Linked DNA regions of Mus musculus: regions 2 and 3 are each linked to region 1. The links are chromatin loops, found by intact Hi-C in ENCODE. Cell type or tissue: left cerebral cortex. All regions are shown on one strand.

Region 1 (2,500 bases):
ATGATTTTTCTTCACTTGTACATGACACAAACTTATTTTAATTATCTTCATACTCTTTCAGGTATAGACAGGTACCCTGGAGACTGGGAAGCACAGTCCTTTAAAGACCTTGTTGACAAACACTGTCAAAGAAAGCCCCTTCTAAATGGTTGAATAGTATTCTTAAATTTTTCTGCTAGTCAATAAACCTGGGTCATCGATCTTTGAGCGTGCAAATTCATGCATGCATGCATGCATATATGAAGACAGAGTTTTTGTCATTTAAAATCTAATGCCTCAGGACCTGGGTTGAATATTGATATACTTTGAGAATAGAAAGTAAAATGGTACTCCCACATGGATTAAAGGATTAATCACTCATCAAGGCAAATAACTATGAATGAACTAAGAGCACAGTAGATCACTTCTTACCCTGTCTCTTTCCTTTACCAAATTTGTAAGAAATCATGAGCTTGAACTCTTGGTCCTTACTGATCATGATTTCTAGACCAGGGCTTCATAGAGGATTTTTCACCAGGTAGATGGTGAGAGAAAAATTCCCAGCCGAAGAAACATCAATACAAAAATCATAAGAAAATGAATATAAGGATGACCAAAGTACAGTCTTGGGATAGACCTCACACTTGGGATAGGGGGAGCTAAAGCTCAACTCTGAGATCTAAGAGTGGACAAGTAGTCCACACTGAGGACAAACTCAAATGATGAGCAGAAGTATGGATCTAAGTAGTTATGAGATCATTAATCAAAGGTGGGTGAGTCAATATTCCACAGTGTTTGAAGGGAGTTCCTTTGGTCAATATTATGCACAATGACCCCTTGAAACAATAGTAGGAGGAGAAAGGCTAGACACAGGTTGTGAGGTGTGATGTCTAGGTCAGAGGGTAGGTACAAGGATGAAGAATAGAAGAAAGTGGTCAGTAGTGGATGTTAAAGGTAATGACACTGTGAATTGAGATGCTCCTGTAGTAGGAGCCCATGATTCAGACATTCTGAGATGTTCCCACATCTCTATAATAAGTTATGAGTGTGACGTGGGTACTCAGAAATTATTTATTGACTTGGTAGACCTAATATTCTCTCTTCTTCACTAGTCTCAGGAAGGGCAGTAAAATGAAGCAACATCAGCAAATAAAGTCCTTCACTAGCCTTGTTCCATTTCTAAATCTCTGCTTCTGCATTTATAAAGTGAGTAAGGAGCCTGGGAAAGAATTCCTGTAGATCATCTTCAGCTCCAGTACTCTATGTGAGCCAGATCCCAGGAGCCTGAGATGCTCTGTGCTTTCTCTAGCATTTCTGGCAGAATTCCTGGGAGATGATCAATTTAGAAGAGCAGCTTCTCCCAGCTGCCCCACCCCCTGTATCCAACTCAGGGCTAACCAGGACATGGCTGGAATGACTGTATTTATACATCTGTAACTCCCATCAACACAGGAGATAAACAAACCTTATTATGGGTTGATGGGCTGTTGTGTTTCTCTCAGGTAAGCCAATGGCAATATAAAATTATGCTTTTGTTTGAAGTTAATTTCTAGTTGGCTGAATTTATGCTGCCTTTGAAACCTCCTGGTGCTTTGAATACAGCCAGCCTGCCTCTTCAACCTTTGTTTTCCTCTAGCCCTGAGAAGGGATACCTAGACTGTGGATTTAAAACTATGCAGCAGAAGCTTGTGTGTGCCTCACTGATAATGTTCTTACTAATCCACCTCTGGCTGATCTCTCCAGGCAGATGCTGCCAGATATAGCCTCGAGCCTGAAGCATCTTGTAGACATAGAGTCCAAAGCAAAGACAGGGAGACTCAAAGCACAGTCTTGTCCCAGACTTCACCCCAGCTTGAAGCAGTTTCCAGCACACTGTTTCCCTTGACAGTTCAGTGAAGTGTGTGGGAGGCTGTATGGGGAACACTGTGTGTTCCTAGTTTGAAAGAAAAAGTAGAGCAAGTTTCTGTGTTGTTCTGCAGTGCTTTAAGAGCTAACCTGCTGTGAAGTGAGAGGGGAATACATGGCATGGAGTCTTCACGACTGGAATATTCCTTGAAGCAAATGCTGACTTGAAGCGGTATCTGGACTGGGAACTCCTAACCCTGACATCTCATCACTAACACTGTATCACCTATCTCTACCTACACTGTAGGTCTGAGGTTCTCAGAAGTGTGCACTAGAGGTAAATCCTTGTTATGATCAGCAGCATTAACAAGGAATCAGAGAAAGAAACTCCAGAGCCCTAAGGTCCATGCCCCTACTTGGTTGTATCAGAGCTGTCCAAGGTACTGAAGATCTAGCACTGACAAAATAGTTTGCCCTGCAAATTACCAAATTTCAGAAAATCAAAGGAAAACCTGCTCTTAGGACTTCTATCAGGCCAGAAATTTTAAACTGGACTAAATGACCATGTCAGGAGAAATGTTGATTGTGTAAGATGACTACAAGCCTAACTGAAATCAGAACATACTTTGGGCTGAGCCGGTCCCTGCCAACCTGCAGAATCATAGATTGTATACGT
Region 2 (2,500 bases), 81 kb before region 1:
TTAAACTTACAGTCTATTAGTTATATGATGGGTATTCTGTACTTTTGGGCTAATATCCACTTACCAGTGAGTAATACCATGCATGTCCTTTGAGTCTGAGTTACCTCAAAGAACCAAGACCTCAGAAGTTTTTATAAATAGTATTTAAACATAAGCAATCCTGCATTTGCTGTTAGATCCAATTTTTAGAAATAGAAATTATGAACTATAGAAGATAACTCTAGGGAGAGTGCTTCTTATCACACAAAATCTCCCTGACCTTTAGCACAGAGAAATAATAGAGGGAAACAAGAAAGAAAAACTGATATGGGAAGGGAAAGGGAATGGAGGGGGTTGGGAAAGAAAAAGGGAACTGGAAAAGGGCAAGGGAGAGGAATGGAAGGGAAGTAAAGGGGAGGGGAAAGGGAGGGGAAGGGAGGGGAAAGGAGGGGGAGGGAAAGGAAACAATAGAATAGGAAGAGGAAGAAAAAAGAGGAAAAGAAAAAAGGAAAAAGAAATGAAGTTGCTTAAGGTATGAAAAGTACCCAATTTCCTTGGAAAACAGAACAAGAATAAGTTAATGTATATTCAGAAGGGAGCATATTTATTCTTCTGGAAAGAAGGTGGAAATATAAAAATGCAAGTATGCTTAAGCCATCTCACTACGTGTAGAAAAGAAACCATACAAATGCTTGTGCAAAGGTAAAATCCTAAGATGCCATTTACCCCTGAACTCCTCTTCCAAAGGAGTCATCCTCACAGTGCACACACAGTCTTAGGTTGTGTGTGCTGATGCCATATATGGTTCATAGATGGTTAGGGTTCTCCAAAGAAATACAATGAAGAGAATATATGCACATGTACACAAAGTTCCTTGTAAAATTTATACACACACACACACACACACAAGCACAGCATACAGATTTGATTTACAATAATAAAGGTAAGGAAGTGTGTGGCCTGCCTTCATGCTGAAGGAAAGCTAGTGATGCTGTGATGCTGTTCCAGTCATCCTGGCCATGAGCAAAGAGCCATCAGGAGTTAGATGCTGGGCCAGAGCATGTCCTAGCTTTTCGATCAGAGGTAAATTCTGAGATGATACATCCTATGGTTTGGATATGATTTGAAGGTTATTGGATCTTGAATGCACTCTTACTCAATAGGTAAGCTACTAATGAGGTCATAGCAAATATGGTGAAACCTGGTCCCAGGTCACTGGAGCTACACCATTGAAAGGTATATCTCGACCTATTTCTGCTCTCTCTGCTTCCTGAACAACCTGAAGTGAGGAACTTTGTTTCGTTGCTGGTCTCTGTGATAATGGAGTGTCTTGTTTCAATTCTAGATATAGTGGAGCCAGCTGCTGTGGCCTGACAGCTTTGAAACAGTGAATACAAACATATCTTTCCTCCTTCAGGTTGTCTGCCTCCTCTGTTTTGCCACAGTGGTAGAAAAGCTAACTCCCCACTAATGTTCTCACAAGCCCCCGGTTCTGTTGCTCTCTGTCCATTCCACAGTAGAAGTAACTCTCTGTGTCCTGCGTGCTGAGCTCTACGGCCTGTCCTAGGAAAATGAAAATTGTACAAATTTAGCTTTTCTCTTGTATTATACAAGGTCTCTAACTTTTCTCTTTACAGGAATATACAAGCTAACTAAACATAACTAGGACAGATTTTAAAAGAGAAAAACAAAGATGGTATCACTCATTTGTACCCACAATTCAGAATTCAAGTCAGCACTGGGGCTCACCTCTGAGATATTTTATGTTATTTGCTGTGATTTATTTTAGGCATTTGATGAGTGTTTTAGAGTTCTCTGTGAGATTGTGATGCTTAATGTTTGGAATCACTGTCTACACAGCGCAGAAGTTGTAGATTCACAGCTCTAAGAAAATGCAATTTGCTTTTAAAGAAGCAGAATGCTGGGTGATTATATAATATTCCTTTTGAGCATCATTAACTTGAGGAGTTTCTTGCCAACATGCTCTTGCTATATTTACATTCTATATCACACACCATAAGACAGTTGTCCTCTGGGGACTCTGGTCCAAAGGGTTCAGAGAGATTTGCTGTACCAGTAAGACCACAGTGTCTATCTTAGATAGATGTCTAGATATAAAATAATTAGATTGGGTGTGGTGATGGAGATTAAGCATTAATCTCCACTCTCAAATTGATTGATTTGTAATTAGTTGCAACATGAACCTCAGAGCCTGACTATGAGGATACATCTAGTAACGTTTAACTGGGAAGAAAAGACTTAGCCTGAATGTGCTAACACTATCCATAGGCTTCAGTCCCTGAATGAATAAAAAAGAACTGAGTAAAACACAAGTATCTCTCTCTCTGTGTATGTGTGTGTGAGTGTGAATGTGTATACACACACACACACACACACACACACACACACACATATATATATATACATATATATATATATTATATATATAACCAATATATATATATATATATAACCAATTCCCTCTTTCCTCTTCTGCCTGCTCCATGCCTTTTCTGTCGTG
Region 3 (2,500 bases), 87 kb before region 1:
CAATGAAGGGACACTCAACTCAGCATCTCTTGGTGAATGTCTTGCTTCTCCCTTGGTAAATGAACTCTTTGTCTGCTCAGAGTGGAACTAGGGTAGGTCATAACACACACAATTCTGGTTTTCTCAGTTATGCACTTTAGTGAGAGCTCTCTACACATTAACCATTTAATTGTCATGATATCCAGGTAAATGCTACCATTTTCCCTATTTTGCAGGGGAACTACCCAGAAGTCATCCCTCCAATTGGGCTGCACAGGCAGTAAGCCCCACCTTACTCAGGCAACCTGTATCTTGAGCAGTCTTCTCAAGTTCACATGGCTATAAAAATGCCAATCTTCCCCTTTGTCTTGTTTCACACTAAATAATCCTTCACCTACTCAAAAATGATGTATTGAGTGCTGAGGACACCTAGTGCTAAGGGCAAAAACACAGAAAAAAAAAACCTAATAGTGGCCAGAGACTCCCCAAGAGGGAGGAACAGAGAACAACCGCCCAATGAGTGTGGCATTTCTGATATTGTGCCAGGGATATTCTAGAACTAGAGATGGTGGTTTGACAACTTGAATGGAATAAATACCACTGAATTCAGGTTATAGTGGTTAATTTCCTCCTATGTCAATGGAGAAAAGGAAAGAATAAAGGAGGAGAGAAATGGGGAAGCCTGGCTAGACTTCCTAGCTAGGCAGGAGAGGTATATCCCTGCACCCCGACACAACAGGACTGGATTCTGACAGAATCTTGCACATTTCATCTATATTGCTGTGGAGAGTCCAGGTAAGAAGGGATTTGTTCAGCCTGGTGCTCAGGGAACTTTCATTAAGGGGTTTTATTTGAGTTAAGCCTTTGCAAAGATCACAAGCCCAAGAGCCTCCGTGAGTCAGGTTCATAATGAATGTGTTGTCAGAGGAAAGGCAGTGGATGTGGCAATGATTTTGCCAACCAGAAGTGCCCATGCCCCATTAAAGGATTTTTAATTTTAAATATTCTGGTGGTCACAAACAAAATAAGAACATTTGCTTGGTTTTTAGTACATTAGGAGCAGACGTTCACCATTGGCCTTCAGGGATGAATACAATTTTAACAAGCTAAGTCTGGGATAACTCCCCCAGGTAGGGTAGCTCCAGAAATAGACCCCAGTGAAAGAATTTGATTAGAAGGGGTTCATGTAGGAAGCAGAGGAAGAACAGGAAAGAAGGAGTTTAGAAGTGAGACTTGGAAGGGCAAGGCTCAAGTGCTTATCCTGGGAGCTCCTGTGTGTCCCAGGAGCTGAATCTCTGTGGGAATGCAAAATACATTCAGAATTATTCCAGTTGAAGGATGAGGGGGCCGGCACGGGATCTGTATGTACCCGTTCCTGTCAGTCATTGATTTGGAGCGATTCCAATAGCCCGACTGCATAGCAGGCACAGAGACTTTTATTAGGGAGAAGAAGCCCTCAAAAGACATAAATGTGGAGAGACATTTTTACAAGGTACACAGAAATCAAAGGCTTAGAGTAATGTGGACACTGAAAGCATTGGGTACAGCGGGTGTTCTTGCTGCACAAGGAACTAAAGGTACCCAAACAAAATTAGAGTATTCAGGGCTTCTTGACAGAATGCCAGGATCTGGGGCACCTGAAGGAGAATCAGCCAATTAGATGCTCCAGCACTTTAAGCCACATGGAGAACTAATTTGTGGCTGCAGTGTTATCAGCACTACCACATCCAGAGTGTCGGGTACACCCTCTTCAGCCTGTGCTTACTCCCCTCATCTCTCAGCCTCCTCTAAACCTTCCCCCACTACCTGAGTCTGATTCTCCAGTCTCCTCTTTATTTCACAAGAGCTCCTGATACCCTTCCACTAAAATGTCTTCTCTGTTAAAAATGAGCCAAAGTTCATTTTCATTCTTTACATCTGAAGATCTTGTTAGACAAAGTATGGAATAAGGAGGTCGGCTTTGGGAGGATGGACATGTTTAATCTGAGGGGGTCAAAACTCAGAAGCAAGAAGATATTGAAGGGGACAGGAAGATTATAACTTATTGTATACAGTATAATATATAATATGATAATGTGTGTGCAATATATAATTATATATGTAATATATGAAATAATATTAGAAATAGTGTAGAATCAGAGTATGAGGATTTGACAAGTGAAAGAAATAGTTCTTAGTACATTAAGTTAGGGAGCCATTTGGGGAGAAATCTCACACAAGAAAAGACTGGCACTCTGCTAGAAACCCTAAGAGGTGTGGAGGGAAGACTTACCCTTAATCAAGATTTCTCTTGGCAAAATTCCCATGAGAAACACTGCAATTGGCTTCCCAGGGTGACCGAGTTGACAGTGAAAAAGTTCATTTTCATCTTCGCTCACTCACTTTCTTCAGAGACCCACCTTCCTCCTAGGAGCTTTGTGACTTGTGCAGAAAATGATTTTGTTCATGATTTCTTGATAGAATTACATATCTAGCATTTTCAGTTCTTTCTAAAGAATTTAATTCATCCAGGTGCTGAGGG

What was found. Peaks named below come from ENCODE experiments on the same cell type or tissue, not always from the same donor. Only the 100,000 strongest peaks of a DNase experiment are listed, where the experiment ranks them.
Region 2: it touches region 1 in a loop (2.2-fold over the local background); 2 of 42 quality-filtered maps call a loop at or near these places.
Region 3: a loop joins it to region 1, with 2.2 times the contacts of the local background. A loop is called at or near these places in 2 of 42 quality-filtered maps.

The regions. Positions count from the first base shown.
Region 1 is chr2:143,449,605-143,452,104 of GRCm38, forward strand. All of the region lies in intron 2 of Gm33599 (a long non-coding RNA gene), which reads right to left. Among named protein-coding and RNA genes, the nearest start is that of Gm33599, 36 kb to the right of the region's middle. In left cerebral cortex, no CTCF peak of the experiment used is centred here; DNase peaks (open chromatin) are centred at 1,293 and 1,868; H3K27ac peaks cover 1,833 bases.
Region 2 is chr2:143,368,945-143,371,444 of GRCm38, forward strand. No RefSeq gene overlaps it. Among named protein-coding and RNA genes, the nearest start is that of Gm33599, 120 kb to the right of the region's middle. In left cerebral cortex, no CTCF peak of the experiment used is centred here; DNase peaks (open chromatin) are centred at 1,437 and 1,822; H3K27ac peaks cover 1,337 bases.
Region 3 is chr2:143,363,035-143,365,534 of GRCm38, forward strand. No RefSeq gene overlaps it. Among named protein-coding and RNA genes, the nearest start is that of Gm33599, 120 kb to the right of the region's middle. In left cerebral cortex, no CTCF peak of the experiment used is centred here; a DNase peak (open chromatin) is centred at 1,356.